Linked DNA regions of Homo sapiens: regions 1 and 3 are each linked to region 2. Evidence: chromatin loops called from intact Hi-C (ENCODE). Cell type or tissue: mammary epithelial cell. All regions are shown on one strand. Each heading gives the region's core, and the rest is flanking DNA. Links, peaks and the distances in the headings are about the cores only. Region 1 has its middle 38 kb from the start of CCNA1. Region 2 overlaps DCLK1 (doublecortin like kinase 1). Region 3 overlaps DCLK1 (doublecortin like kinase 1).

Region 1 (10,606 bases), core at 780-8,779, 420 kb before region 2:
ATATGGAGCCCCCAAAGACCCATAATAGCCAAAGCTATCCTAAGCCAAAAAAAAAAAAAAAAAAACTAGAGGAATCACATTACCTGACTTCAAGTTATACCACAGAGCTATAGTAACCAAAACAGTATGGTACTGGCATAAAAACAGATACATGGACCAATTAAACAGAATAGAGAACCTGGAAACAAATCCACACACCTACAGTGAAGTAATTTTTGACAAAGGTGTCAAGAACATATACTGGGGAAAAAGACGGTCTCTTCAATAAATGGTACTGGGAAAACTGGATACCCACATGCAGAAGAGTGAAACTAGACCACTATCTCTGGCCATATACAAAAATCAAATCAAAATGGATTAAAGACTTAAATATAAGACCCCTCAAACTAGAAAACTAGTACAAGAGCACATTGAGGAAAATCTCCAGGACATTTGTAAAGCTTTCTTGAGCAATACCCAACTGGCACAGACAAAAAACAAACAAACAAACAAAAAACAAAGCAAAACTGGACAAATGGAATCACATCAAGTGAAAAAGCTTCTGCACAGCAAAGGATACAATCAATGAAGTGAAGAGGCAACCCACAGAATGGAAGAAAATATCTGCAAACTACCATCTAACAAGGGATTAAAAACCAGAACACATAAGGAGCTCAAACAACTCTGTAGGAAAAAAAAATCTAATAATCTGATCAAAAAATGGGCAAAAGATTTGAATAGACATTTCTCAAAAGGAGACATACAAATGGCAAACAGGCATATGAAAAGGTGCTCAACCTCATTGCTCATCAGAGAAATGCAAATCAAAACTACAATGAGATATCTTCTCACCCCAGTTAAAATGGCTTATATCCAAAAGACAGGCGATAACAAATGCTGGTGAGGATGTGGAAAAAAGGGAACCCTTGACCACTGTTGGTGGTAATGTAAATTAGTACAACTACTATGGAGAACAGTTTGGAGGTTCTGCAAAAGAACTAAAAATTGAGCTACCATATTACCCAGCAATTCCACTGCTGGGTATACACTCAAAAGAAAGGAAATCAGTATATTGAAGACATACCTCCATTCCCACATTTGTTCCAGCACTGTTCACAATAGCCAAGACTTGGAAGCAACCTAAGTGTTCATCAACAGACGAACGGATAAAGAAAATATGGTATATATATTCTTTATAGCTGAGTACTATTCAGCTATAAAGAGAAGAATGAGATTCTGCATTTGCAACAATGTGGATGGAACTGGAGATCATTATGGTAAGTGAAATAAGTCAGGCACGAAAAGACAAATGTCTCATGTTCTCACTTATTTGTGGGATGATGATATTGAAAAAGACTTCAATAGAAAAGGTACTTCAAGGCCTGCAAGGAAAATCAAGGGCATTCCAGGCAGAAGGATGCATGTGCGTCTGGAGGCTGAGTGTGAAATCATGTGATGTGAGAGGAATCTCAAGAAAGTTTCACATGGCCTTAGCATGAGAACAGAGGAACTGGGGCCACAGCTAAAGAGATGGCTGGAGAGAAGACAAGGGTCAACTCATGAGACATTTGGTTTTCTGTGCTAAAAAGTTTAGGCTGTAGTACATGGACAGGAAATCACTGGAAGGTTTTTAAGCTGGGAAGTTACATCATTAGATTTGACTTTTTTATCACCTGCCATTATTGTGGTCAGTGAAACGTGAGACTGGATTGGCAATTGAAAACTAGATATATAGCAAAGATATTGAATCATACAAGAAAGCATCTCAGATTTGGGGGATAAGGCCAAAAAATCTGACCATATAACATCGAAAATGTAGAAAATTCCCAAAATTCTGATGAGATCAACCAATCTCAAAATAAACACTTTTTTTAATCAAACAATCTTAATAAAGAAATTTAATGGATATATCAAGGAGACCAAATAGGTCCTTCAACTATCTAAGAAAACAACAGGTTAATGAAGAGGATTCAGTATTTGAATTTGTGTTTCCAGAGTTGTGAAGAACATTAGTCACTGATCAGCATCTTACTCCCTTTATTCTACCTCTATGCTCAGCCTCTGATTCAGTCTTCTGGGAGGATTCCAGGAAAGCATGCCCTGAGCAAATGACAAATGGTAGGTCTCACATTATCCTGTCAGTGCTCCCATTATAAATTAAAAACTTGGTCTTCAGGTTTATGAATTAGTCTCCCTTTTGGTTTGAATAAATTGACTCCCCAGGATTGATTTCTTTCTTTCTTTCTTTCTTTCTTTCTTTCTTTCTTTCTTTCTTTCTTTCTTTCTTTCTTTCTTTCTTTCCTTCCTTCCTTCCTTCCTCCCTTCCTCCCTCCCTCCCTCCCTCCCTCCCTCCCTTCTTTCTTTCCTTCCTTCCTTCCTTCCTTCCTTCCTTCCTTCCTCCCTCCCTCCCTCCCTCCCTCCCTCCCTCCTTTCTTTCTCTTTCTTTCTTTCTTTCTTTCTTTCTTTCTTTCTTTCTTTCTTTCTTTCTTTCTTTCTTTTCTTTCTTTCTTTTTTTTTGGAGATGAATGGGATCTTGCACTATCACCCCAGGCTGCTCACTGTAGCCTCGAGGTCTTGGGCTCAAACCATCCTCTGGCCTCAGCCTCCTGAGTAGCTGGGACTACAGGCACATGACACCACATGCTAATTTCATGCCACTCACGATGCTAATTTTTTTTTTTGAAGAGATGGTCTAGCTATGTTGCCCAGGCTGGTCTCGAACTCCTGGGTTCAGGCGATCCTCCTGCCTTGGCCTCCCAAAGTGCTAGGATTACATGTGTGAGCCTGGCCTCCCCTTCAGGATTTCATTAACTTCAAATGAACTTGAAACATTTATTTTCCTGAGTCTAACAAAGCTGAGAACCAAATCTCACCTTGTGATTTCATCCAAGATGATGCTTACCTGCCAGCAAGTTTCTCCTTGGCACTGGTGTTATTATCTAAATGTCCTAAGAATAAGCCATCTTACTATGAGAGCCACCAGGCTATATCCAACTCTGTAGCATGAAGAAAAGCATTCAGTGGTAGGTCTCTGAAGTTCTATTCCTGAAGCACTGTATTCAAATTTTGCTTGGTTGAATAGTTAATTGCCTTTTACCCAACCAATCAAAGGCTACATTTTATAACTCACTGGGAGAATTTTACAGGTGCATATTTTGGATCTACGGGCTTTACATCTGATGGCTTTAAAATAAGTCAGAACCATAGTCATCTTGACAATTTCTGTTTATTATTCATGGTCGGGGATACTGTATAGTAGCCTCCTGCATATTTTAATAAAATGTTCATGAAGCAGTTTTAAAATTTCCATTGGCCCCTATTTCAAAAATTTTAACATTTACTTTTAAATATCCTCAAATTTGTCACTTTGTATCAAAAAGTAGATTTTTAAAATAATTCAAGGCATTTCAAACCCCATCAGTCAACCTCCCCAAAGAAGCTGCAACCTTTGTGTGTAATTACATTTCAATGGCTAAATCTCAACAATTCTCCTTAGCTATATTACAAGACCTTTACGATACCAGTTAATTATCAGCTTCAGATGGTACATTAATCTTGTCACTTTTTAAAGTTGTTAATGAGCATGATATTCTGTAAATACCAATGCTTAAAACAAAAAATTGTATTAAAAAGTTTTTCATCCCAGAAGAATCGCCAAGATGCTATCACATTTCTTTCTTTCTTATTTCACAGCTTTAGTATTAACTAGCAAATACCAGCTGCGTAGTTGGTCAGTACTTCACTGTCCTTTAATTCCTTTCCCAACCCACACACCATTTTCAACACCCTCTGCCTTACCTACGTGTCTCTTTATTCCACTGTGTTACATCCACCCTCATATTTCCAAACTGGATCAACTGCTGCTGATTTTACAACTATTGACATATTGCAATGGTGAAATGCAATCGCATTATTCTAGGACATATGATCATGTTAAGGTTTAAGTAGAAGGTAGAGGATTTTTCCTGCTCCCATAACATCTTATAACCCCAGTGATTTCTCACTTGCTCCTGATACCTTTTCTCCCTCATGGGACAGGGCCTGGTTGTAGGGAAGTCAGAGATGGTATCATGAGTGGCATAAAATTCCACTCAACTCCAGACATTTATTGAACTCCACTCTCTGTGCAGCTTGTCCTGGCATTGTGGGCAAAGAGGTGCAAGCCTCTCTCTTTAAGATCAAGCATAGACACTCCATCCTTGGTAATGACTAATGAGAGCTTTGGGAGACCATCCAGCTAGGAAAGAACTGCTATTCAGGCAATACTTGTCATTTTCCTTCTTGAGATAACTGAGTCTTTTATTATGATGGGACCATAAAAATGTTTTGAGCCTGGGCACAGTAGCCCATGCCTGTAATTCCAACACTTCGGGAGGCCGAGGGGTGTTAGGGATCACTTGAGCTCAGGAGTTTGAGACCAGCCTGGGCAACACGGCAAAACCCTGTCTCTACAAAAAATAAAAAGTTAGCCCGGCATGGTGGTGCATGCCTCTTGTCCCAGCTACTCAGGAGGCTGAGGTGAGAGGATTGCTTGAGCGTAGGAGGTGGAGGCTCCAGTGAGCCATGATTGTACCACTGCCCTCTAGCCTGGGTGACAGCACAAGACCCTGTCTCCAAGAAAAAAAAAGAAAAGAAAAGAAAAGAAAAGAAAAATCCTTTGAGTGGAGAAGAAATAACCATATCTGTATTTGAAGAACGTAAATAAAGTCACCAGGAAGCGTGGCTTGAATAGAGCTGAAGGAAGAGGAAACTGCAAAAAAGGCTATTAAAATAGTTCTGCAAAGAAATCAACTAAGGGCTGAAGTCAAGCAAATTATCACTAGAGGGCAATAGAGTTATTACCCAGTACATGTTTACTGTCTACCCTATTTCCTAAGGGTGCCTCCTGAGACTCTCACAAGAAAAGGCAGATTCCATAGTTAAGAAATGTATCATACCTCTTTTCTTAAACACTCAGATCACATATAAGCCTTTCAAAGTTCTCTTAATTCTTGCAGCAAAGAAATCTACTTAACTTTATTTCTGAAACACATTTAATCATATTTTTTTCTATGAAATGTTTATCAAAATTATTCTGAGTTTTCCATGGAAAATTATTTGAGAAACCATAATAAATGCTATTTTAGGCTTTGAGAGAAACAGGGAAATCAGTTCTGACTTTGAAAAGTATATATTTTTGGCCTGGGCACGGTGGCTTACACCTGTAATCCCAGCAGTTTGGCAGGCAGAGGTCAGGAGTTCGAGACCAGCCTGACCAAAATGGAGAAACCATATCTCTACTAAGAATACAAAATTAGGTGGGTGTGGTGGCGCATGCCTGTAATCCCAGCTACTCAGGAGGCTGAGGCAGGAGAATTGCTTGAACCCGAGAGGTGGAGGTGGAAGTGAGCCGAGATGGTGCCATTGCACTCCAGCCTGGGCAACAAGAGCAAAACAACGTCTCAAATAAAAAACAAAAAACAAAAAAAAACAAAGAAAGAAAGAAAAGTATATATTTTACATATTATACATATGTCAACATTCAACAATATATGTATGATACAATTATCAGACAAAATAAATGGTATTAAAGAGGTAAATCTTCCAGACTGGAGAAATAAGGAGCTCAACAAATACCTTCCTCAAATGGTAACAAATAAAACTGAACAAATTTTTCAATAAAACCATTTCAGGATACTGGGAATTAACCAAAAGCACATAAAAATTGGGAATCATTTATTTAAGAAAAACTGCTGAACAGTGAGAGTCTATAGCATTTCAGCCCAGGGCTGCTCTCATCCCATCTGCCCTGTACCCCAGCTCCATCAGCCCTTAACGTTACCAGGATAGGGCAGGCTGTGAAAATATACTTTGCCAAAGAGGGCTGACTTTATGTGAAGCAGAGCACAGAAAATCCCCATGCCCTTGGGCATTGTTGGAAACTGTAGTGAGCTTGGAAGCAAAACAGTGAGTAAGGCCTAGTTGCAGCTAGCCTCAGGTTGCCATCCTGGTGGGGGCAAATAGCAGATCAGCAGGCTTGCAGCCAGAAATTTAACAGAGAGATCAAGGGCATGAGACAACCACAGTAGGACTTGAAAAGTCTCCATATATCCCTGATGGCCTGGAAGGCTCTGCACTGCAGAGACCTCATGGATGCTTAGAAGGGACCAGGGAGGTCTTAGCTATTGACGTATCCCTTGTTGCATAAAAGGCCTTACACAGGTGTGTCACATACAAACAGCAAAGCAAGCTAAGGCCAATGCCAATGCCAAGGCTTGACTGATTTGGCTGGTAGACACAAGTCACTTCCAGATTCATTTTACTACTTACATAGACAGCAAAAAAAAAAAAAAAAAAAAAAGAGTAGCTAGCTCCCCAGGTACTTGTCATACACATCATCTGGATAGCCATATGCAGAAGATTGAAACTGGACTCCTTTCTGACACCATATACAAAAATCAACTCAAGATGGATTAAAGTCTTAAATGTAAAATCTGAAACTATAAAAACTCTGAAAAAAAACCATAAGAAACATCATTCTAGACATAGGCCCTGGCAAAGATTTCATGACAAATATGCCAAAAGCAATTGCAATAAAAACAAAAGTCAATAAATGGGACCTAATTAAACTAAGGAGCTTCTGCACAGCCAAAGAAGCTATCAATAGAGTAAACAGACAGCCTGCAGAATGGGAGAAAACATTTGCAAACACACCTGACAAAGGTCTAATATCCAGAATCTATAAGGAACTTAAACAAATTAACAAGCAAAAAGCAAACAACCCCATTTAAAAGTGGGCAAAGGATATTAACAGACACTTTTCAAAAGAACACTTACACGAGGCCAACAAGCATATGAAAAAATGTTCAACATCACTAATAATCATTAAAGAAATACAAATCAAAACCACAATGAGACCATCTTACATCAGTCAGAGTGGCTATTATTAAAAAGTCCAAAAATAACAGATGCTAGTGAGGTTGCAGAGAAAAAGAAATGCTTATACACTGCTAGTGGAAATGTAAATTAGTTCAGCCACTGCGGAAAGCAGTTTGGTGACTTCTCAAAGAACTTAGAACTACCATTTTACCCAGCAATTCTATTATTGGGTATATACCCAAAGGAATATAAATTATTCTACCATAAATACACACACACATATATGTTTATCACAGCACTATTCACAATAGCAAAGACACAGAATCAACCTTGATGCCATCAGCAGTAGACTGGATAAAGAAAAGGGTACAAATACACCATGGAATACTAAATAGTCATAAAAAAGAATGAAATCATATCCTTTGCAACAACATGGATGGAGCTAGAGGCCATTATCCTAAGTGAATCAACACAGGAACAGAAAAACAAACACCACATGTTCTCACTTATATGTGTGAGCTATACATTAAGTACACATGGACACAAAGAAGGGAACAATAGACACTGGGACCTATTTGAGGGTAGAGGGTGGAGGACGGTGAGCATCAAAAAACTACCTATTGTGTACTATGCTTATTACCTGGGTGACAAAATTTGTACACAAAACCCCCATGACATGTAATTTATCTATATAACAAACACATTTCCTAAATAATCCATGGGTCAAAGAAGAAATCACAAAGGAAATTAGAAAATATTTTGGCTGAATTAAAACAAAAATACTAAATTCCAAAATGTATACGATTTGGCTAAAGCTGTGCTTAAAGGTAAATTTACAGCCTTAAACACCTATATCACAAAAGGTGAAAGATCTCAAATACAACAGCCTAAACCTCTACTTAAACTAAAACTAGGAAAATAAAAGCGAATTAAAGCAAAAGCAAGCAGAAAGAATAAAATAATAAAAAGCTTAAATTAAAAATTATGGTGTAAAGGCAGGGTGCAGTGATTCACGCCTGTAATCCCAGCACTTTGGGAAGCTGAGGCAGGTGGATCACCTGAGGTCAGGAGTTCGAGGCCAGCCTGGCCAACATGGTGAAACCCCATGTCTACTAAAAATATAAAAATTAGCTGGGCACAGTGGCAGGCACCTGTAATCCCAGCTATTCAGGAGGCTGAGGCAGGAGAATTGCTTGAACCCAGGAGGGAGGTTGCAGTGGGCTGAGATTGTGCCACTGCACTTCAGCCTGGGTGACAGAGTGAGACTCGGTCTCAAAAAAAGAAAAAGAAAAGAAAAATCATGGTTTAAGGATAAACATCTAGATCAATGAATTGGAACTGAGAGTCCAGAAATCAACCCTTACATTTATGTTCGATTGTTTTTCCATGAAGCTACCAAGACATTCAATGGGAAAAGCACAGGCATGTCAACAAATGGTTCTGCAATAATTGGATACCCACATGGAAAAAATATTGACCCTCACCTTATGCCATAAACAAAACCTATCTCAAAATGAGTCACAGATCCAAATATGGGAGCTAATACTATAAATCTTCTAGAATAGAACATAGAAAAAAAAACATAAGGGCAGAGATGGGGTGGAGGCTGGACAGCCTGAGGATCTGTCTCTCAACTCTTCTCAGGCCTTGTATGGGTTAATTGCAGATCAAAATAGGTAGAGGTCAAAGAGCAAAGCTGTATAGTAAAGATTAATAATGGTAGCAGGTTATGGCCATACTTTGTGTTGTGCTTTATGGTTTCTTGAATAAAGAGGGATGCCAGGATATTTAGGAAGAATTACACAATGACAGTTTGGATTGGTAGGTCAGGTATGTGGCCCTAAATATGGAACAAACTATAATTGCGTGTTAATGAAATATTGTGCCAAAGAATATACCAGAAAGATATTGTTGATGTATTTAATCCACAAAATAGGAGGAGAGGATGCAATAGTATGTAGCAACAATTGCTTTTTTTACTTGACTTTATTCAACAACTACTTATAAGTGGGGTGGTCTGCCTTCCTGAGTTTACATTCGGGAGAGAACAGACTGGTGTAAGGAGTGATGCAGATTCTTCTGATTGGGGTAATGTTTTCATGGATCCACAGAACTGGGTGGCATTAGCTGCTAATGTTGTATCATCCATCCAGGGTTATACAAAATGTCTTCTTTCATTTTTTTTTCTTCATTTGAGAGGTTTGCAATAGTTAAGTGACTGGCCTGAAATTGCCTAGTGTGGTAGGCTGAATAATGGCACCCCAAAAGTGCCCACGCCCTAATCCCTGGTACCTGTAAGGAATGTTACCTTACATGTTAAAAGACTTGGTTGATGTGATTAATTAAGGATCTTGAGTTGGGGATGCTATATGGGTGGGCTCAGTGTAATCACAGGAATAACCTCGTAAGAAGGAACAATAAGAAATGTTGAGTATCAAAGCAAGAGATTGAAGTGATGGGAGGAAGTGGTGATGGGCCAAGGAATGTGGCCACCCTCTAAAGCTGGAAGAAGCAAGGAGCAGATTCTTCCCGGGGGATTCAGAAGGAACCAGCCCTATGGATGCCATGATGTTGGAGCCCTAAAAGACCTATCCTGGGATTTGGAACTCCAGAACTGTGAAGAGAATAAATGTGTGCTGTTTTAAGCTACTAAATTTGTGGTCATTTGTTATAGTGGCCAAAGGATAACTAATGTGCCCAGGAAATGCTCCTATTCAGTATTTTCATTGCCTGAGTAGGGTTGATGTGCTGCTATTGAGCACCCATAGAGCTTGTGTTATTTTCTTGCTGAGAGCTTCCAAAATCTTCACATCATGAGGTAGGTCTTATAGTGAATCCCAGGCCTTTTATAAAGATAAGGCAAGAAGTCTGCAAAAGTATATGGATTAGAAATTTTCTTTCCAAATTCATGGCTACAAAAAGAAATGTCGAGTTTTTTAGTTGCCTATATAGTCAACCTCTTTGTGCTTGGACAAATTTTTAGTTACTCCTTAACCAATTAGCATTCTTGTATTTAAGGATGGCTAGGGTTTCATTTAAAAGAAAAAAACTTTGGAGACTTCAAATGGGATGGATGCAATGGACTCTGAAACTATCTTGCTATTCTAAAATCCCGTTTCTACCAGGGACCAGGGATAGTCTTGTTTTCCACAGCTGCTTTATAGTATAAACAGCCAAAATACAACTTACGTTGTAGTTCCTAACTAATAGGCTCATTTTTTGCCTCTAATAAATCCTAATGCAATAATCATAGATTTCCTTTTTGTTGAAATCCCTATAGCCAATTTCCAATGGATACAGCTGAGACTGAAAGAAAATTGAATATTCTTCTGCAAGTAAGATTGTAAAGCTAATTTCCCTAATGCCCTATAATTCACATAAGCCAAAGTTAACAGATTATACATATTCAAATTTCAGAATTCTAGTGATTAGTTAGGTTTCCTGATAAAGCTTCATAAAGAGAAAAGAAGAGCAGTCAATTCTATTTTGGATACACAAATTGCATTACAGTTTAATAAAGATTTTTTTTTCTACAAAGTTTTATCTATGCACATTGTTTGAGGTAGACGTGGAAAACTGTATCAAAGAATCAGAGAAACTTCCTAAGAAAGAGAAGTAGGACTGTCTGGACAAATGATAGGATATGTATCCCTATAGCGTATGGCCTTGTTGGCCACCCTTGAAAAACTTGAAAATTAGAGTTTAAGAGGGCCTTGGGTCAATAATACTTCAGATAAAAAAACAAATATAAGCTTAAAGAATAGAAAGG
Region 2 (10,606 bases), core at 1,739-9,738:
TAGTCAAGGAGGTCAAGTCAAACCCAGATTTCCAGATTGCAATTCAGTGCAGTCTCCTGTTCAAGGAGGTCAAGTCAAACCCAGATTTCCAGATTGCAATTCAGTGCAGTCTCCTGTTCAAGGAGGTCAAGTCAAACCCAGATTTCCAGATTGCAGTTCGTTGCTGTCTCCTGTATTCACTAGTTCTCTTTTATGCCAAGAAAAAACTTTTTTAAAAAATTTCTTTGGGTACACAGTAGGTGTATGCATTTATGGGTACATAAGATGTTTTGATACAGGCATGCAATGTGAAGTGATTACATCATGGAGAATGGGGTATCCATTCCCTTAAGCATTATCCTTTGTGTTGCAAACAATCCAACTATATTCTTTTAGTTATTTTAAAATGTATAATTAGGTTATTATTGACTATAGTCACCCTGTGGTGCTATCAAATAGTAGGTCTTATTCATTCTAGAAAAAACTTTCTGATGGAAGGATTCAGGCCCAGGAGTCCCCACTGAGCCTGATTCCACTCATGCACTTGGTGATGGAAGGACCAGGACATGGTGAGCAGGCCCAGCAGGTGTTTGGCCAAACTTGGCTCCTAGACAGAAGTGCTTTCCAGAGATTAACATGCTCCACCAGCCTTACAAAAGAAAGCCTTATGGAAGGGATTTCCTGTCCATCTCTTGAATTTTCTGAAGAGTTCTGGGTTGGCTCATGCCTGTAATCCCAGCGCTTTAGGAGGCTGAGGCAGGAGGATCACTTGAGGCCAGGGATTTGAGACTGCAGTGAGCTGTTATGGTACCACTGCACTCCAGCATGGGCAAAACAGTGAGACCCTGTCTCTAAAATAATAATAATAATAATAAAGAGTTCTGGACCCTACAGGAAGCTTGATAGGTAAAGCAGACCAAAAAGCAATTCATGGTCGGGTGCAGTGGCTCACACCTGTAATCCCAACACTTTGAGAGGCCATGGCGGGAGGATCACTTGAGCTCAGGAGTTGGAGACCAACCTGACCAACATGGTGAAACCCTGTCTCTACTAAAAATTCAAAAAAATTAGCCAGGTGTGGTGGCGGGTGCTTGTAATCCTAGCTACTTGGGAAGCTGAGGCAGGAGAATGGCTTGAACCCAGGAGGTAGAGGTTGCAATAAACCAAGACCATGCCACTGCACTCCAACCTGGGTGACAGAATGAGACCCTTTCAAACAAACAAACAAAAAAAAAGCAATTCACACTAATCAATGGACTTTGAACCTTCCTAATCATTTGTAACGTTCCGCAACAGACGTAACTTAACAATCAGGTTTTAGATTTTCGAAAAATTGTATTCCAAATCCAAAGATTGACAATGAAGCATCGCTTGTGTTATTTATAGTAATTTTTGTTTTGCTTTGTTAATGTTCACATTGTGATCTCACTGTGGGCCCACTCTGGTTTTAGAAATTAATGGAACTTTAGGTATCCTGACTTCACTAAGTTGAAATTCACTTGAATCGGTTGCCCTTTCTCCCTCCCTCCCTCCCTCCCTCCCTCCCTCCCTCCCTCCCTCCCCCTCTCTCTCTCTCTCTCTCTCTCCCTTTCTTTTCTTTTCTTTTCTTTCTCTTGAAATAGGGTCTCACTCTGTTGTCCAGGCTGGAGTACAGTGGTGTGAATCACTGTTCAGTGCAGCCACGAACTCCTGGGCTCAAGTGATCCTCCTGCCTCGGCCTCCCAAAGCAAGGGGATTACAGGCACGTGCCACCAGACCCAGCCTTGTTCCCTCTTTCCTTTGTGAAAAGTGCCTATCCCAGGGGGCTGTGACCTCACCTTAACTCTCTTCCTTTCTGGCCCAGGATCCCTCCGGGTGGGTGTGGTGAAATCTTAAATGAACAATGCATTTCTATAACCATCAGGTACTACTGCAATATTTTATAATTAGAGCTCTCAAAAATTCATAGAATTTCAGCCTTGGGAAGAGTTTAAAAAAATACATGAATGAAGGGTTCTACCTCACACCCACTAGGATGGCTAGCATAAAATAATCAGAAAATAACAAGTGTTGGCAAGGATGTGGAGAATTTGGAACTCTTGTACACTGTTGATGGGAATGCAAAATGGTGCAGCCACCATGGAAAAGAGGGTGACAGTTCCTTAAAAAATTAAAAATGGAATTACCTTGATCTAGCAATTCCATTTCTGGGTTTATACCCAAAAGAATTGAAAGCAGGGTCTCAAAGACATATTTGTATACCCATGTTCATGGCAGCATTATTCACAACAGCCAAAAGGTGGGAGCAACCCAAGTGTCCATCAACAGAAGAATGGATAAATAAAATGTGATATATAATACAATGGATGATTATTCAGCTTTAAAAAGGATGGAGCACAGAGGATTCTTAAGGGCAGTGGAGCTACTCTGTATGATACTCTAATGGTGGATCTGTGTCATAAATTTGTTCATAGAATGTGCAACACAGAGTGAACCCTAAGGTAAACCATGGATTCTGGGTGGTAGTGATGTGGCAATGTAGGTTCATCAGTTGTAGCAAATGTCCCCTCTGGTGCTGGATGTTGATAGTGGGGGAGGCTGTCTGTGTGTGGGGACAGGAGGTCTATGGGAAATCTCCATCCCTTCCTCTCAGTTTTGCTATGATACTAAAATTTCCCTTAAAAAAAGTATATATTTTTTAAAAGCAAGGAAATTCTGACACATGCTACAAAATGAATGAACTTTGAGGCCATTATGCTAAGCGATATAAGCCTGTCACAAAAAAAAAACAAAACACTTTTTATTCCACTTCTATGAGATACCTAGAGCAGGGGTCCCCAACCCCTGGTTAAGAACTGGGCTGCACTCTTTTGATTAATGAAACCTTATAGCATTATGAAATGGCTCTCTTTGTTCCTAGCAATATTCTTTTCTCTGAAATCTACTTTGTCTAATATTATTATTACCTCTTTGGCTCTCTTTTGATTAGTGTTGGAATGGGATTTTTTTCCCCCATCCATTTACTTTTAACCTATTTGTGTCTTCATATTCAGGACTAGGGCTGGGCATGGTGGCTCACACCTGTAATCCCAGCACCTTGGGAGGCCATTGTGGGCAGATCACTTGAGCCCAGGAGTTTAAGACCAGTCTGGGTAACATGGCAAGACCCCTTCTTTAAACAAAAAATTACATTAAAAAAAAAGAAGAAGTACTGGGCTGCACAGCAAGAGGTGACAGCAGGATGAGTGAGCATTACTGCTTGAGCATGCCAGGGATTTAGGTTGCATACTCCTTAGGAGAATCTAATGCCTGATGATCTGAGGTGGAATGATTTCATCACGAAACCATCCCCGCACCCAGCCCACGTCCATGGAAAAATTTTCTTCCAAGAAACTGGTCTCTGGTGCCAAAAAGGCTGGGGACCATGATCTATAGTATTCAAAATTAAAAAGACAGAAAGTAGAAGGGGCTACTTCTACTTTTGCTACCATGATCTACAGTATTCAAAATTACAAAGACAGAAAGTAGTTGCCGGGGGGAACACGGAGTCCGTGTTTTGTTTTGTTTGACACAGGGTCTCCCTCTGTCAGGCTGGAGTGCAGTGGTCGATCTCTGCTCACTGCAACCCCCACCTCCTGGGCTCAAGCCATCCTCCCACCTCAGCCTCCCGAGTGGCTGGGACCACAGGTGCGTACTACTGCACCTGGCTAATTTCTGTATTTTTAGCAGAGATGGGTTCCACCATGTTGGCCAGGCTGGTCTCAAACTCCTGAGCTCAAGCAATCCTCCCGCCTTGGCCTCCCACATTGCTAGGATTACAGACGTAAGCCACCACACTCAGCCAGGGAGTTCATTTTTAATGGATACAGAGTTTCATTTTCACAAGATGAAAAGAATTTTGAAGACCAGCGGTGGTGATGGTTGGACAACAATGTGAATGTTCGTAGCACTGCTAAACTGTACACTCAAAAATGGTTTAAGGCAGGAGATCTTTATGTTATGTGTATTTTACTATGGAAACAAAAAATAAAAGTGTATCTCCTATTGGTCCCAAGTAGATGGGATTTTGTTATATTTTCAACAGCACACTTTGAGTTGTAATATGTTTTTCCCAGAATCACAGAAGAGCCAGTGTGCTCAGGTCCAGCTGACTTAGTGCCAGAGCTGCTCAGAGAATCCTTCATGTCCAGTTGAAGAGGAACCAGGCCGCCTGCATGTGGTTGCCTTTGCGGAGACAAAGGTCATTTTCAGCCCTTATTGCAGGGTACCACATTGCAAAAACTCACTGCTCTCCAGCTGTTAAGATTTGAATAAGGTAAATGACCGTGATTGGCCTTTCGCCACTGGGATTTGTTCGCAGTGAATCATCAGCACTTGACTGAGGAGCCAGCTCAGCATCTTTTTAAAAGTAAAAAAGAAAATTCAGTTCCTTCCCTTTTAGCCAAAAATGCTATGAGTCAGTACTTTGGCACTGGGAGTGGAAAGCAGTGAGAAACGAGTGGGCCTTTGGGATCTGACGGGAAAGGATAGCTCTGGGACAATATTGTTTATGGATTGGCTGTCATGCATTTGCCAAGCAATGGCAGTGGCTGTTTAGAAGCTTTCTGCGCCTCACCCCATTCACATGTCCTCTTTCTGGCTGTCTCAGTTCTGAACCCCATGCAGAGATCAGCTGACATCCCTTGTCTTCCATGAAACCTCATTGATTAGTCCTTCCCCGGCCGGGTCTTCTGAATCCCGGGCTGTATTCTTTTACTTTTAATAGTCATTGGAAAGTCGCTTGGCACTTCGTTGACAGCCCTTGGGCTACTGCCTTTTTGTGGGTAAGGGTTGTCTTCCAGGTGGAGAATATTTCTCCAGACCAAAAACATAGCTTCTGTTTTGTGGCCTCATGGCTTAGCAGAGATCTGTATGTGAGATTGGGTACTGGGAACAGCTTGGCAAGTTATTAACCTCTGCAGAGCTCAGGTTTCTCATTTTAAAAATAAAGACAACTACCATTAAAGGAAGATCGTGTTTTCAGGATTAGATAAGACAATATAGGTAGAGCACTTAGCACTGTGGCTGGTGCTCAATAATTGGTGGTTATTACTCTTACTAGTAAGGTAATAGGTGTGTATTCTGTTTGGGAGTTAACCTGAGTTTACTACCCTTTTAGAAGATAGTTCCATCATTCCGATAATTCATGCCGTTGTCATTTTGTAATATCTTTGTGTGAAATGGGGCCTTACAGAAAAAAAGGTGTGGAAATCTAACGTAATCTCTTGTCAGGGTAAGTGTAAATTTGAGTTTCCTGGAGGTCTAGTGACACCAAGTGGCGAATTGTGATATTACATGTTGGTTGTTTGAGAGTGTTCAAATTCTATTTCATTGGTAAAATAGCAAATTATTCTGCTGTGTATGATTTCTGAGTTTTCCTCTCTTAATTGTAATCTAGTATTGAGTGAGAATGGAAAGAATATTATAAGAGTACTACATTGTAGACTTATTGAATGAAAAACTGGAATTCTAGACCGGGCACGGTGGCTCACGCCGGTAATCCCAGCACTTTGGGAGGCCAAGGTGGGTGGATCACTTGAGCCCAGGAATTTGAGACCAGCCTGGGCAACATGGTGAAACTCCATCTCTACTAAAAATACAAAAATTAGCCGGGCGTGATGTCGCGTGCCTGTAATTCCAGCTACTTGGGAGGCTGAGGCAGGAGAATAGCTTAAACCCAAGAGGCAGAGGTTGCAATGAGCCGAGATCGTACTACTGCACTCCAGCTGGGTGACAGAGTGAGACTCCGTCAAAAAAAAAAAAAAAAAAAAAAAGAAAAGAAAAGAAAAAAAAAACTGGAACTCTAAATTGCACAAAGCAGAAAATCGATTCTTAATGTGCAAGTGTTTTCTTCATGTATTATTTATATCCTGTCAACACAGTGACATATTTGAAATTGACACCAATTTGTAATGGATCGTTAGTAATACTTCCTTAATATTTCTTTCAGGGACAATGACATTCTGCTTATTATCTACCCAGTCTGTAAAGAAAGCTGACATTTGAATACTCACAGAGCTCTTGTTGACAATGTAATTGTGCCCACTGTGTAGAGAACGTTAGTCCTATTAACTTATGATGGCTTCCGAACCTTGACTTTCTTCATGGGGAAAGAAATGAGCAACTTTCCATTATTTGCTATGCCACCGAGACAACATCTGGGCCTGGAGTTAGTGCTTGAACATGGAGCTGTTCTTGGGTGTATGACACCATTCTTAGGTACTGAAGAGCAGACCAGAGTTGATGAGCTGGGATTTTCTAAACCTAATCATTTGTTCTCAGCCTTCTTCATGTCACTGCCAACATTCATCTCTGGCTGTGATCTGGTCTTGTAGGTAATTTCCTCATTCATTATTCAAGGTATTGTGTGGAATTAAAAAAAAAATAGCCCATTAGACCCATCAGAATACACCTGATGACCAGTATTAAATGTGTGCATTTCTGTACTTTAATTAGCAAATACCTAATATTGGGGCAATGGAGAACCATGTGCTTAAGTCAAAAGGGCTTCGTGATAGTCATTCACCAAAATATACCTCCTCAGAAAGAGTCCTTGGACTCACCAATCCTTTGCTTGCCCTCAGGCCACTTATTTGGGGTGAGCTGGGAGTGGCTGACATACCCTTCCCTCCTGCCCACCCCAAGGAAGGAGCGCAGAAATGCAGACAGCAGATTGCTCAGGGGGAAAACTTGCCCAATCTGCCCAGACACTCTGAGTTGGGAACATAATCAGCTGGCATTTATGAGGCTCATAGTTCTGTATTCAGCTTCCTGATATGCATGAAGTAACTTATATATTTGGAACAGTTGATAAAATTTGAATTTATCTTTCTCTCTCTGTATATATATACACACACACATACACGAAAAATACAGCATTTTATTTTTGTCATTTCTTAACATCTGGAGTGGATGCAAGTTTCACAAATGAAGCTTTTTGAATTATTTCTGATTTAATTCCTTAAATAATATAATCCAGATTCCACTAAGGCTTAAGCTCTCTATATCCTTCCTGAGGCTTTGTTAATTCTTTGAGGACACTGTGCTGATGATTGTTAATGCCGTGGTCTGTTCATTTGTGTGACTGAAAGTGTAACTTAGTGCAGCGTCCAGCCAGGCATGCCTCACTTAAAACCTCGGAGAAGGCCGGGCGCGGTGGCTCACGCCTGTAATCCCAGCACTTTGGGAGGCCGAGGCGGGCGGATCACGAGGTCAAGAGATCGAGACCATCCCGGCTAAAACGGTGAAACCCCGTCTCTACTAAAAATACAAAAAAAAAATTAGCCGGGCGCAGTGGCGGGCGCCTGTAGTCCCAGCTACTTGGGAGGCTGAGGCAGGAGAATGAAATGAACCCGGGAGGCGGAGCTTGCAGTGAGCCGAGATCCCGCCACTGCACTCCAGCCTGGGCGACAGAGCGAGACTCCGTCTCAAAAAAAAAAAAAAAAAAAAAAACCTCGGAGAAGCTGAAGTGCTGGGAGGACCTTTCTCAGGGTCACTCACAGAATTCTGCCTCGAGTTCACAGGCTTAAGCATCATCTGCTAAGGGTTCACCAACATCCCTGCCCAGAAGTGTTGCTGAGGCTGTTAGGGAGGAGACGGTGAGCACTGTGCCAGCCTCGGCAAGATGCTGAGGTGGCAGTGTGGCCAGGAGCTTCCATCTGGGCTGCAGCTGCTCCAAAGTCACCTCTCTCTCTGTAGCATCACGTGCCTGTGCTGTCCTTCCTTACTTGCCCACGCCCTTCCTGGACTGATCAGAACTGGTCAGGACTGACCTCCTTTCTCCTCCCAACCTGCCTCCAAACCCACCCTACAATGCTTTGAAAAAGAACCCTACCCGCATGTCATCCTTTGGGGCTGGCTTGGAACCCCGAGGAAAACAGTGAGCTCAATCTGCTAAACAATTGATGCTGTGGGAGACTAGAGGAGTTCCCTAGAGGACTGGCTCCCCTCTGTGTCATTGCTTAGTGGCCCAGTGATAAGCCACAGAGGCCACTGCCATTGAGGAAATAGGTCGGAGGATGTGGTCCCCTGACACATTACAGGGAGGCTTGCTTTGGCTTTGCAGCTGGTAGTGCATTGTGGAAGTTTTCAAATCACGAGTAGATGGCCACTTTCAGAGTGGATAGGGCTCCCTACCCTGTTGAGTTGGCACACAAAAGGCAAGGGAGCGTGGCCCAGATGTCATTAGACATCAGGTTTCCACTGGTAGGAGATCCTTCTGGTGATTTCAGGTGAGTTAGGGCAGAGCCATGAAGGAATCAAGGGAGGAAGCCTGAGCAGATCTGTATGATGCCCCAACCCAAGATTTCCTAGGGAAAACTCATCCCCGTGCTCAGGGCACAGTCGTGCCTCCTCCTTTTGTCTCCAGTTTCTGAGCCGTTTTATACAAAGTCATGCTGCCAGAACTCTGGTAGCAAGTGGGGTGGGGGTGGGGTGGCCTCCAGCCCCTTGATCTCACCTTGGAGCTGGTGGAAGAGGATAGCGTCCTTCGTGGGCTGTGTGGTGGGGACTTGTCCAGGAACAGGGAGTGGACCCTCAGTGTCGCCTCCCTGCACCTTGTTGCCCTTGTGTTTCTGGCACCCCAGGTTGGCACCGTGACCAGCTAGATGGTGCCATGAAATGAGGTCTCCAGCCTGATGCAGGTCAGACCCCCTTTTCTTCTTTTCAGTGGCAAAGGTGAGACTCATCTCTGGTTCTCCAGAACAGGTCATAAGTGTTTTTTCCTGCCCAAGCCTACTGGTCCCTCACACTGTGTCCTCTGCCTCGCCCACACCACAGGCTGCACCTGCCCTCCTGCTCCTGGATCTAGGCAGCTCAGTGGTGCTGTTTCTGCAGCATGGATGGATTGGTGTAAGACCTGACCTAGTCTTTGGTCATGTAGTGTTTACAGTTGTGCACAGGTGTTGTGCCCTTGGGGACCTTACACAAGCTCTGCCCTCACTTTTTTCACAGCACACTAAGCATGGAAATGGCACCTGCCTCAAAGGGCTGTTGACTGAAATGAGATCATTGAGCTGAAGTTCTTAGCACCATTCCTGGTATGTTCATTTTCTAGGGCCTCCATAACAAAGTACCACATACTGGGTGGCTTAAACAACAAATATTTATTTTCTTACAGGGCTAGAGGTCAGAAGTCTGAGATCAAGGTGTTGGCAGGGTTGGTTCCATCTGAGGCCTCTATATTAGTTTGTTCTTACACTTCTATAAAGACATACCTGAGACTGGGTAATTTATGAAGAGGTTTAGTTGGCTCATGATTCTGTGAGCTGTACAAGCTTCTGCTTCTGGGGAGGTCTCAGAAAACTTACAACCATGGCAGAAGGTGAAAGGGAAGCAGGTACACTTTACATGGCCAGCAGGAGAGAGAGAGCAAGAGGGGAAGCGTTACACACTTTCAAACAACCAGATCTCATGAGAACTCACTATCACGAGAACAGCAAGGGGGATATCCGCCCCCAAGATCCAATTACCTCACCATGTCCCTCCTCCAAAATTGGGGATTACAATTCGACATGAGACTTGGGTGGGGACATAGAGCTAAATCATATCAGCCTCTCTCCTAGGCTTGCAGGTGGGACACCCTCCCCTTGTGTCCTTACACGGTCTTCCCTCTGCATCTGTCTGTGACCAAATTCCCTCTTTGTGTAAGGACAGTAGCAAGATCAGATTACATCCCACCCCACTGACCTCATTTTAAAGTAATCATCTGTGTCAAGGTCCTCTCTTCAAATGCAGTCACATTCTCAAGTACTCGGGGTTAGGAATTCAACACATGAATCTGAGGGGGGCTCAATTAGGCCTGTGATCTCTAGCAAATAACAAATGCTCAACGAATGTTAGTTACTTTTTCCTGGGCAGTTATTCTAAACTTTTGTCATTTTGTTTTATTTGTTTTATTTTCTATTTCTATTTTTATATGTCTATTTGCTACTTAGTAAATGACCCTTCCTCCTGTATTTTTTTGCAGAAAAATGAGGTACCAGGGCATAAACTTATTCAACTTACAGAATGTTCTTCCCTCTCCTTTGCCCCAAACCTCACTGACATCATCCCTTTCCTGCCAGTCTCAGAAAGGGGGGTTTCTCTGTCCCTGCTCCAGGTTCATCCTCACTCCTCTGTGCTCTGACCTCCTCCAGGACCATGAGCCAGCCCCTGCTCCCTCTTCCTCACATCTTCAGTTTTCTGCCATCTTCTCCATCCTTAACCTGTCTGCAGGATCAGGTTCCCCGTTCCTTGACCCTGCCTGTCCTTCCAGCAGCTGAGCTCTCTCTTTTTTGCCTTTTCTCATTGGAGCTTTTGAAGGAAAAGCCTACATTCTGTTCTCTTCTTTTTGTCATTCATTCATTTATTCATTCATTTGTTGAGCACCTTCTTTTTGCCAGCACTGGGCTAGGCATTTGGAATCTAAAGATGTGTATTCATAGTCCCAAGACCAGAGAAGAAAACAGATCATTGTAATATAATGAGGTGTGTGGCATGCCTTGTTAGAGAGGAGCCCAGTGGGCCCTATAGGAGGACTTAGGCACATCTGGCCCAATCAAGGCATAGACCGAGGTGCGAGGTGCAGGGGAGAGCTTCCCAGAAGAGGGCCCTGCTCTGAGTCCTGAAA
Region 3 (10,606 bases), core at 954-8,953, 110 kb before region 2:
CATGGTCTACTATATGGAAACTTAAGTAGGTGATTTGTAGCCACCATGGGAGCCCTTGGCTGGGAGATTCACTGTAGCAAATATCCTTTCACAGATCCAAGACCTGGTAGTACTGAATGAAGTGATGGTTTTACCCACATGATGACTTCTGTCAATCAAAATGAAAAATATACCCACTTTCTTATTCCTACCGACTTCTTAAATAATTTGCCAATCTGTTGCAAATATGGTACACTGCCAATTTTCAAAGTTAGCTATGTGAGCAGTCCTTCCTCCAATTATAGGACCAGTTACATAATGAAGGTTTGATGTAGAAGTAAGGATTTCAAGAACAGTCTGATGCTTGGCATAGAAGTAAGGATTTCAAGCTGCAGTCTGTTAATAGTTTTGAAGTATTGTTATTATTTTTGTCTCTTATTCGGGAAGGCCTAATTATCAGTGATGTTAACAATACTTTCCTCTCCAAAGCCATTTTTTTCTTTTTTTTTGACTTGTCTTATTTTCAAGCTTCTAAAATTCAGATTATACCTATTTTGTGCAGCCTGGGCTCTTGCCTAACATGCAAAGGATATTTAGACGGTAGAATTCATAGAATTTAGTAACTGATTGGATATGGGAAGGAACAGGAAGACGTGAAGAAAAGGAAAAGGAAAGAAAACGCCTCTCGCGGCCGGGCGCGGTGGCTCACGCCTGTAATCCCAGCACTTTGGGAGGCCGAGGCGGGCGGATCACGAGGTCAGGAGATCGAGACCATCCCGGCTAAAACGGTGAAACCCTGTCTCTACTAAAAATACAAAAAATTAGCCGGGCGTGGTGGCGGGCGCCTGTAGTCCCAGCTACTTGGGAGGCTGAGGCAGGAGAATGGCGTGAACCCGGGAGGCGGAGCTTGCAGTGAGCCGAGATCCCGCCACTGCACTCCAGCCTGGGCGACAGAGTGAGACTCTGTCTCAAAAAAAAAAAAAAAAAAAAAGAAAACGCCTCTCGGATAAGAGACATGCCTTGGGCAGCAGGGTAGACAGTAGTTATATTAAAAGTTAAATAATATAATAAGCATAACAACTAACAGCTATTCAGCTATTTGCCGTTGTGCTAGGAACTGTGTTAAGCACTTCATATGCATGATAAAATTTAATCCTCACACCAACTCTAGAAGGTAAGTACTATTTTTTTCTCTTTTACAGATGAGGAAACTGAGATTTAGAAGGGTTATATAATATGTGTGATATCACACAGCTATAAAAAAAAAACCTCAAGAGCCAGAACTCTTAGACATTAGTTGTCTTCCGGTCAGAAAAATAAAGCAGATTTGGAGTTGTATATGGTCAACAGTATCATAGCTGCTAAGTAATGAAATAAAATAAGGACTGTCTGACAACAGTATCACGTGCTGCTAAGTAATTAAATAAAATAATTCATTTAATAAAATACTATAAGGTATTGGCAAGTAGAAAAGATGATGAGAGGACATTCTAGGCAAAATAAACAACATAGAACATTGCCCTGGGCTAGGAAAGCAAGACAATTTGTCCAGAATGATGACAGCTGTATTGGATTTGGGGAGGGGTTGTGCTCAGGGCATAGGAACTAGGAACACAGATAAATGTGAAAAAGTAGTTAGAAAATGATGCCAGTAGTGGGGGAAATGGATAGCTATCGTTGGGAGTGGGAGGGAGGACCCAGATGAACAAGACACACAGCAGCCTTCTTACTGTCAACTTCAAGTGCTTTATCATATGACACATATCACGCTAGGAATGGTGGCTATTTTCTTTATCTACCTTGACTCATATATCACATATATTTATACCTCTGGGGTGTCATGACTGAAATAAATTTTCTGGACTAACTTTATAAATGTATAGAGAAGCAGACAGAAGAAAGAAGCAACTTCTCTGAAGTTTGGGTTATTTTCCATTTTGATGGCCAAATGTAGATTAAAAGTTGAAAGTCATTCATCACATAACAAGCCCTTACGTGCCAAGTATTGAGGATATGAAGATGGGTGAGTTATGGTCCCTGCCCTGAGACACTCAGAGTACAGCCCAGAAGATGAGCATTTTTTAAAATTTATTATTTTTTAAATTTTTTTATTTTACTTTAAGTTCTGGGATACATGTGCAGAACGTGCAGGTTTGTTGCATAGTATACATGTGCCATCATGGTTTGCTGCACCTATCAACCTGTCATCTAGGTTTTAAGCCCTGCATGACTAAAACACCAAAAGCAATTGCAACAAAAGCCAGAATTGACAAATGGGATCTAATGAAACTAAAGAGCTTCTGCACAGCAAAAGAAACTAGCATCAGAGTGAACCCGCAACCAACAGAATGGGAGAAAATTTTTACAATCTACCCATCTGACAAAGGTCTAATATCCAGAATCTACAAGGAACTTAAACAAATTTACAGGAAAAGAACAACCCCATCAAAAAGCGGGTGAAGGACATGAACAGACACTTCTCAAAAGAAGATGTTTATGCAGCCAGCATTTTAACCAGTGGTTTATAATGCCATGGGCTATGTGCCCAAGGAGATTGTACTGAGCCATGTGACAACAGTGCAGGAGAGGGACTGGCTGTTGCATGGGGTGGAGTGGGGTAGGGTGGGGGCTGGGACACAAGACCAAGCTCATGATCATGAGATCCTCATTGTGCTCCCCTGCTGTTTCTCTGAGCTTTCACTGACCTCACGAGAGCATTCGCCCCCGTATCCAGTGAGTCATTCAGTGGCTCCTCCGATCTGCCCAGAAATGTTTTGGGAATCCAGTTACCCTTCTCCACGCATGCGTTCAAGCTCTCACGGTGGGCCTGGACCCTTGCAGAAGTTCCCTAGCTGATCTCTTTGCTTCCTGTCTCTTTCCTCTCCTACCTACGTTCTGTGCTACCTCCAGAGAGCTCTTTCTAAGAACAGAGCTTTTGTCCCAGCGTGGCGTGTAAAATCCTTGGAGATATTGGCCTCTTCTCCCTTTCCAGCCTCACTTCTTGCCATTTTCCCCTGTACACCCTAAGTCCCAGTTCTCCAAACAGCTTGTTGCTTCTAATACTAAGTGTCTGTGCCATCCCATTCTGTCTGCCTGGATGCCCTCCAGCTGATCTTTTCAATGACTCCTCTAAGAAGAAGGGCTCCTCGGGGGTATTTTGAAAATATGCCTGTGAATAGAGGATGTGCGTCCTTATCGGACTGTAGGCCTTACATTTGCTGCTCTGAGAATTTTCATCCAGAAAGATCTGAATGTCCAGACCCAAAGAAAACTATTTTTCTTTTTGTCTTTATACTTTGCCAGAACAATAAATGTCAAATAACTTTCCTTTCCACATCGATAAGCCTACAACTGTTATGTCACCCCACTCTAAAGTAAGGCTTGCTTTATAATGTATTGGAGGGCATGTCGTAGTTTATGAAGGCAAAGTGCATTAAATTTTTTAAATAGTGCTAGGTTATTAACCTAATGCTTATTCCCACAATGCATGTGGCACACTTGGGGACCATAGGAATTGCAAACGCACATCTGGATTACTAAGATTTGTTAATCCTCTCCAATTGATGTGAAATAATGATTAGTCACCAGGAGAGTAAAAAGCTTTGGTTCCCTCATGCTGCCAAATGGAGATCAAAGTGCCATCAACACTTCGCATTAGCTATTGTTGGAGCCACTCTTGTACCAAAGGAAACAAGATTTTGTCTTGTTTTGTATTTGAAATATTGGAGGAAAAAAATCAAATTAGAGCTAGATGTTATTGGTGTGAGGCAAGATTCAGTGACTCAGAAACATAAAAGGAAGTTGGAGAAAGTAAATGACCAGAACTGCCTGTTGTATATTTCTTGGTGCAAAGAAAAAAGAAGATGCTTTTGCCAGAGAATGGAGGTGGAAAGAAGAGAGTGATGGGAAACTTTAAATAAATGGGAACACTTTGCAATGGACAACCCGGAGTTCCTGTTCGAGGGTGGTCCTGCAGAGAAGTGTCATGAGAGAGTGGAATAGTTGAGTGCTGCACAGGAAAGAAACATGGGCTGAACTTGGAACCAAGGTTATGTTTCCAAAAATAGAGTTATATTAACTGCACAAAGCACATAGATTGAGGAAAGCCTGTGCTTCTGTTCAGGCCTAGCAGGCCAGCAGGTCTCTAGGCCATCTGGCCTGTTTCTCCTGGGTTGCCCAACAGTTTGTAATGTGAGGTTTTCTCATCAAGTAGAGGAGAGCTTACATATTTATTCGCAGATATGTGACATTGTACAGAGGAAGAATGATTCGAAATGGGGCAGAAATCAGGCCCATTGAAGACGCTAGAAAAAAAATTAAAACCGCTTCCGAAGCATTTTAATGAGTCTGGCAAAAGCCATTTTGAACTAATTTCAGACTTTTCACCTCCAACTTGAATATAGAAATTGCACCAATGATGATAAGTAGATTGAGAGAATTTTTTTAAAAAAAAGATAGAATAAAATTTTGTTTCTTTTATTGGTTATTGGTATTTCATCTGTTTTTTAAAAAAGTATTCAGAAAAGTTTAGAATCCAGAGGACCATTGAAACAGAGATTAGTGGTGGGAAGGAGTGAAATGTCTGAAGAAATGGTTGTGCTACAAAGGTAGGCTAAGAATAGTGAGTGTTCTTGGGTTATTATGAGCTAAGACATAAATGGAAATGTGGTTGTCATGGGGACTATTTGCAGTAGAATAAAGTATTTTGGTTTGTCAAGAGAGATAGATCTTTTTCTACCACTAATGTTAAGGTTCCACCCTCCCTGGAATCTCAAGGTACATCGGGAACCCCGGCACGTCTCGCAGACCCACTGGCTGGCACTGCCACTCCACTGGTGTTCTGGGGCACGAGGCTGCCTGCTGTCCTGTAGGGCACATTTGCCATCTTACAACCTGCTTTCCCAGGATGTAGTTCTCTACCCTATGCCACTTCTTTCTCAATACAGAAAAGAGCCTGTCCTTTCATTTCCCACAGCATAGCTGAGGCCAAATCCTAACATTTAAGCTTTCCAGAAGGCTTTTACATAAAGGAAGAATGAGAGAACAGCCTTAAGACTGGACCCTACATGAGGCTGCTCCTGAAGTACAGAAGCCAGCTTCTTCTCTGGCACTGAAAGCGGGCAGCTCACCTGCTCACAATGGGAGTGCCCTTCTCATCCCTCACTGGACTCAGCCCTCAGTGCCTCCTCTTCAGCTGCAGAGGGAGTTTTCCTCAAAGGATATGGTCTGCAGCACCAGCCACACCTCATCTGAAACACACTTTAATTATTATGTGGACAGCTCACTCCTCCTAGTCATCAACCTGCTATTCCAGAATCCAGCAGTCACTTAACCTTTGCATAACCACTAGGATGTAAAGTATTTTCCCACTATACAGGAGAGATCGGTTTCCACAGGTGGATTTTAGTCTTCAATGATGAAGAAACAGGAAAACCACATGTAACTTGGCCATTTTCCCACATCATGGTTTTAAAAAACATTGTTGTTTAGACCCAGCCAGAGCATCCTATGCTCATGGGCACTCTAGTGCTACCCAAGACTTCCTTAACATTTTTGGTAAAAACAAAGCCACAGGTTTTGTGCCTCTTGCCCTCTTCGTCTCTGACCACCTTCCCTGCCTTCCCCTTGTTTCCCAGGGGTCTTAGTCTTATCCTTGGCTTGGGAGAATAGTGTATCCACAGCAGGATAGGTGTTTCTAGTATTGGGAATCCAACTGACCTTTGCCCACTCCCAATCAAACCTGTCCCTTGTTAGAAGAGAGTGGAGAGGAGGGAGAAGCCTCCAGGAGTCTTCTTGGTGGGAAAAAGGTATGGATATCCTCAGAGCATTTCCTGCATGCCAGCAATCCACATGGCCTGTTTTCCAATCACATCTTTGCACGTCCAAACTGCCACTAGGCTGCAAATTTCTCACAGTCACAGGATGGGTCATTTCATGTTTCTGTGCTCCACAATGCTTGACTCTAAGAGATACTCAGAAATTGATTACCAAACGAATACCTAACACTATCTCCTAACTCTTTGTTAATTACAACATAAGCGAAAAGATCACAGACTCCTTTGCAAGGGTTTATTTTTCCTTTTAGCAATACCTGTGCTTGAAGATAAATGCCCTGTTTTGTTGTGTACTTTGCAGTCCACCTGTGTAGACATGTAAACAGTCTCTATCATGTAGAGTGTTTAAACAGCTGTCCGGGCACTTCTCAAAAGAAGACATTCATGCAGCCAGCAAACATGAAAAAAAGCTCATCATCACTGGTCATTAGAGAAATGCAGATCAAAACCACAATGAGATACCATCCCATGCCAGTTGGAATGGCGATCGATCATTAAAAAGTCAGGAAACAACAGATGCTGGAGAGGATGTGGAGAAATAGCTTTTACACTGTTAATGGGAGTGTAAATTACTTCAACCATTGTGGAAGACAGTGTGGCGATTCCTCAAGGGTCTAGAACCAGAAATACCATTTGACTCAGCAATCCCATTACTGGGTGTATACCCAAAGGATTATAAATCATTCTACTATAAAGATGCATGCACACGTATGTTTATTGCAGCACTATTCGCAATAGCAAAGACTTGGAACCAACCCAAATTCCCATCAATGATAGACTAGATAAAGAAAATGTGGCACATATACACCATGGAATACTGTGCAGCCATAAAAAAGAGTGAGTTCATGTCCTTTGCAGGGACCTAGATGAAGCTGGAAACCATCATTCTCAGCAAACTAACACAAGAGCAGAAAACCAAACACCGCATGTTCTCACTCATAAGTGGGAGTTGAACAATGAGAATACATGGACACAGGGAGGGGAACATCACACACCAGGGCCTTTTAGGGGCAGGGGCGAGGGGAGGGAGAGCATTAGGACAAATACCTAATGCATGTGGGGCTTAAAACCTAGATGACGGGTTGATGGGTGCAGCAAACCACCATGGCACATGTATACCTATGTAACAAACTGGCACGTTCTGCGCATGTATCCCAGAACTTAAAATATTAAAAAAAAAAAAAAAAAGCTGTTGAGGAAACATTTTATTTCCAGCTGTAGTGCCAGCCAGTAATGTTGTCTGAGGCTGACTTCTCTTGGGACTGATTCTCTCTCCTGTGTGCTTTGTCCTGACACCTGAGTTCAGCTGAGGTGTTCTGGAGCCCAGGGGACCCCTGGTGGTACAGAGCAGACTCCAGAGGGCTGGTGTAGGTTGTGTTTTAAGTCACAGAAACAGCTCCTGACATTGACTTGGTTTGTCGAAGGAGCTAATTAAATAATGCTAATAGCTGGCAAACAGTGATGTCAGATGGGTAAACAGTGACCCTGGCTGCTGAGTTGGATGGGGGAAGGAAGAAAATGAGAGAGAGGGTCTAAATGTAGCCAAGGAAGGATGAACCTTTTATATCTCATGCAGATTAATAATAATTTTTATTAAAAGTGTCTAACCCTGTGGTGAGTGCCACAAGATTTGGTTTGTGGAGAGACTTTTCTTTAAAGATTTCTTCACAGAAGTAATCTATTTTATTATTGGGTAACTAATTGAAAATAAGCAATATGCAATGAAATATTTGTCTGGGGGTTCCTGACTGTTTATTCAAAGTTGCCAGAATGCCAAGAAAGGGGAATCCAAGGATAGGTGAAGGGAGAGCTTCAGGAGTCAGGGGGTCTCTTGGTCTGCCCATGTGTCTCTCTTTTTGCCCTTTTCAAATCCTCTCCAGCCTTCCCTCCCAGGGAGCTCGCTATGCTTAATGGCAGACTGGTATTCTCTCGGTCTACCCCAACTATAATTTTGCTTGATAACATTCAGGGTGTTGGTAGCTATTTCCTCAGTCACAAAGAATAGTGTGTGGTAATTTAGAAGCTTGATTTCTGATAGAAAAAATTAGGGAAAATTACTGCAAACATGAGCAGTCATGGGAACCTCATGGTTGAAGCTTTAAAGCTAGTTATTGATGGTCATTTTTGTCTTTGGGGACAGTGGCACAGAGCTGGCTTCCAAACTGTATTCAGGTTAGTAATTTTTATCTCTACTAAAGCAATTTGCAGAATATGTGCAGTATAGCTTTTTTCATAATTCTAAAAAAACCCAACCTTTGGATTATATACATTTAGACAAAGGTCTGGAAAAAAAACACAATAAACTGATAGGAGATGTTACCTCTGAGAAAGAAAGTGGGATTGGAATCTACAAAGGGTCCATTTGCTTTATATTATTTGAATTGTTTACAGCATAAATGTATTTTAAATATAAACATTAAAGTTAAAAGAATCCAGAGACAACTTTCAGAGCATATAGGCATTTGTTTCAAACTTCTCTGGGGAGAAAAAATTAGTGTATTTGATTTACATAATTTGGAGATAAAAATAATTATTTTAATAATATACTAACTTTGAGTTTCCTTGGGCATATTTATAGTACCTAAATTTTCTAAAGTGGATACTTAAAACATCTGTTATTAGTAATCTATCTTTGGCCACATGGTGGTAATGAGAAATTTGTTTTCCTTGAGAGACAATGTATACATATTTATGGAGTACTTTTGTTTTCAAAGTCTCATCTTGATTTATATAACCACATGATATTTTTTGAAAATGGTATAACAATTTTATTTCTGATGGGAAAGTACTTATATAAGTCTATCCTAGGAAGTTAAAAAGCTAAAATGGGTGCCATATAACCAGTAGCGAAGGCCATTTGCATTGGTTTGTTGTTCTTTCATCAGTTTTTACAAACTTGCTTGGTTTTGTCTGTTTCTCTTAATGTGACATACGGATCCCTTGTTGGTAGTCTTTCTAATAGAGATTTAGTGGGAGTATAGATAATGGCAGAATGATTGTAGCTTTCACAAGTGTAATTAACTTCTTGTAAAGTACAGTTCTTCAGGACAAATCTTGAAATAGAATGACTATTTCCAGATCTGGGCTTTTGTCCCCCTCCTTTATAATTCAGTTCTTTTCACTTCTGTGCTGTCAGTTTAGTGATTCTTCAACAAGACTTCCCAAACTTCAAATTTGTTTATATCTTTTCTGTTTAGCTATTTCTTTTTATCAGATTATACATAAGTGTTTTTTAAATAGCTGCAAGGTTTGACCCTTGTGTGCCCGGTGATTGTACGTCAGTCATTTGAAAAATCAGACGCTCAGCTGTCGTCCCTGTGGTCCAGTTTCTAAAACCAAGAATCATGAACTGTCTGGGGATAAGGGAAATGGAAGACAAACCGAGCTACTGTCTGTCTGCTGATTCTTGCATCTAGTGTTTTTCCTTACCTTTTCATTCTGCCAGGGCGGGGAAAAATCATTCAAGGATGTTTACTGACATTTCTGCATGTTTTTGAATGCCTCAGGAATTATTTGACTTTTCCTTTGTGATAATCTAATCCTAAGTGTCTGTTTGCTCCAATGTATTTTTAATAGCCAAGGGACAAATACATTTAGTTTTCTTCCTTTTGATAAAAAGTTGTTTGAGAAAGGAAAGTATCAATTTGACCGATTTCTATTATTTTTCTAGCACATTCTAATTATGTTATAAAAATAGCAACAGCAAAGTAACTTAGAGAAATCCAGGAGGAAATGAACCTGTTGACTTGGAGGATATATATTCATATATCACTAATCCTGTGTTTAATAGAATGTTTCTTAAAGAAAAAGTTTTCTCTTCCTAGCTTAGAATGGAAGACCAATGGTAGGGGTAGCAAGCCCCTACTAAGCACCTACACCACAGTGGATGTCACAAAGTGGGTCTTCCATAAATATTTGTTGAAATTTTTAAAAAATGAATGGGAAAACTCAAGGAAAAAGATTGTTCCTGGAGGAATTCCTTGGATGATTTATTTGTTATTTGGCGATATGGATCAGCTGGAATGTGAATAATACAATTGCTTGTTTCTTAGAATCTATTCCACTTTCAATCTTTTTGAGTCACATTTGTAAGATTTACAGTACCTATGTTTTGATGATTGTATGGGCACCAATAAACAGTAGAGGACTTGTTTTCTTATAGCCATTTAAATTTTAATTATCATTGTGTAGTGAATGCCATCCCATTTGTTCGACAGGCTGATCTACCAAAGTGGGAACTGGAGTTGAACTGAGGAGGGACCTAACAGAGTAATCGAGATGAAAGAGAAGTTTCAGAGACGTGAACACGTAATACAGTTAAAAACAAACTAGACATTTTTAGTGTATTTTAGAGAACTTCCTATGAGGTCACTAGAACATAAAGGCTGTGATCAGAGGCAAAGGCCAGAGTTTGCTACAGGCCACCATCTTGATCTGTCAAGATAACCTGGTCTTTTTCTACTTTAATATGGTGCTTTCTTATAGCCCAATAAAGAATAGATTGTTTATACTCTTTGACCCTCCATTCCCTAAGGACTTTTTAAATAGCAGTTTGGAATCGGTGGGTACATTGCTTAATACTGAACAGGTGTTTGGCAAATTCAAATGAGATTTCAGATTCTTATGCACAGAAGATATTTAAAGAAGCAACTTTTGTGGACAGAGCCCATTCCCTGTAACCATAACTTTGACTCACCAGGAGCTGGGTTTCTGAGGCAACTATTGCCTTTTTCTAACTGCAGCCATCTCTTTGTATATCCCCTTCTCTCCACCGGGAGCAAGGAAGACAAATG

What was found. Hi-C counts contacts between places; a loop is a spot of excess contacts. Peaks named below come from ENCODE experiments on the same cell type or tissue, not always from the same donor. Only the 100,000 strongest peaks of a DNase experiment are listed, where the experiment ranks them.
Region 1: it touches region 2 in a loop (11-fold over the local background); 6 of 110 quality-filtered maps call a loop at or near these places.
Region 3: a loop joins it to region 2, with 8 times the contacts of the local background. A loop is called at or near these places in 2 of 110 quality-filtered maps.

Annotation. Positions count from the first base shown.
Region 1 is chr13:36,389,679-36,400,284 of GRCh38, reverse strand. No RefSeq gene overlaps it. Among named protein-coding and RNA genes, the nearest start is that of CCNA1, 38 kb to the left of the region's middle. In mammary epithelial cell, for the core only: a CTCF peak has its summit at 4,809 (motif pointing right); a DNase peak (open chromatin) is centred at 2,054.
Region 2 is chr13:35,973,369-35,983,974 of GRCh38, reverse strand. All of the region lies in intron 3 of DCLK1 (doublecortin like kinase 1), which reads left to right. Among named protein-coding and RNA genes, the nearest start is that of DCLK1, 150 kb to the left of the region's middle. In mammary epithelial cell, for the core only: a CTCF peak has its summit at 5,275 (motif pointing left); no DNase peak of the experiment used is centred there; H3K27ac peaks cover 535 bases; H3K27me3 peaks cover 120 bases.
Region 3 is chr13:36,082,848-36,093,453 of GRCh38, reverse strand. All of the region lies in intron 3 of DCLK1 (doublecortin like kinase 1), which reads left to right. Among named protein-coding and RNA genes, the nearest start is that of DCLK1, 43 kb to the left of the region's middle. In mammary epithelial cell, for the core only: a CTCF peak has its summit at 5,174; no DNase peak of the experiment used is centred there.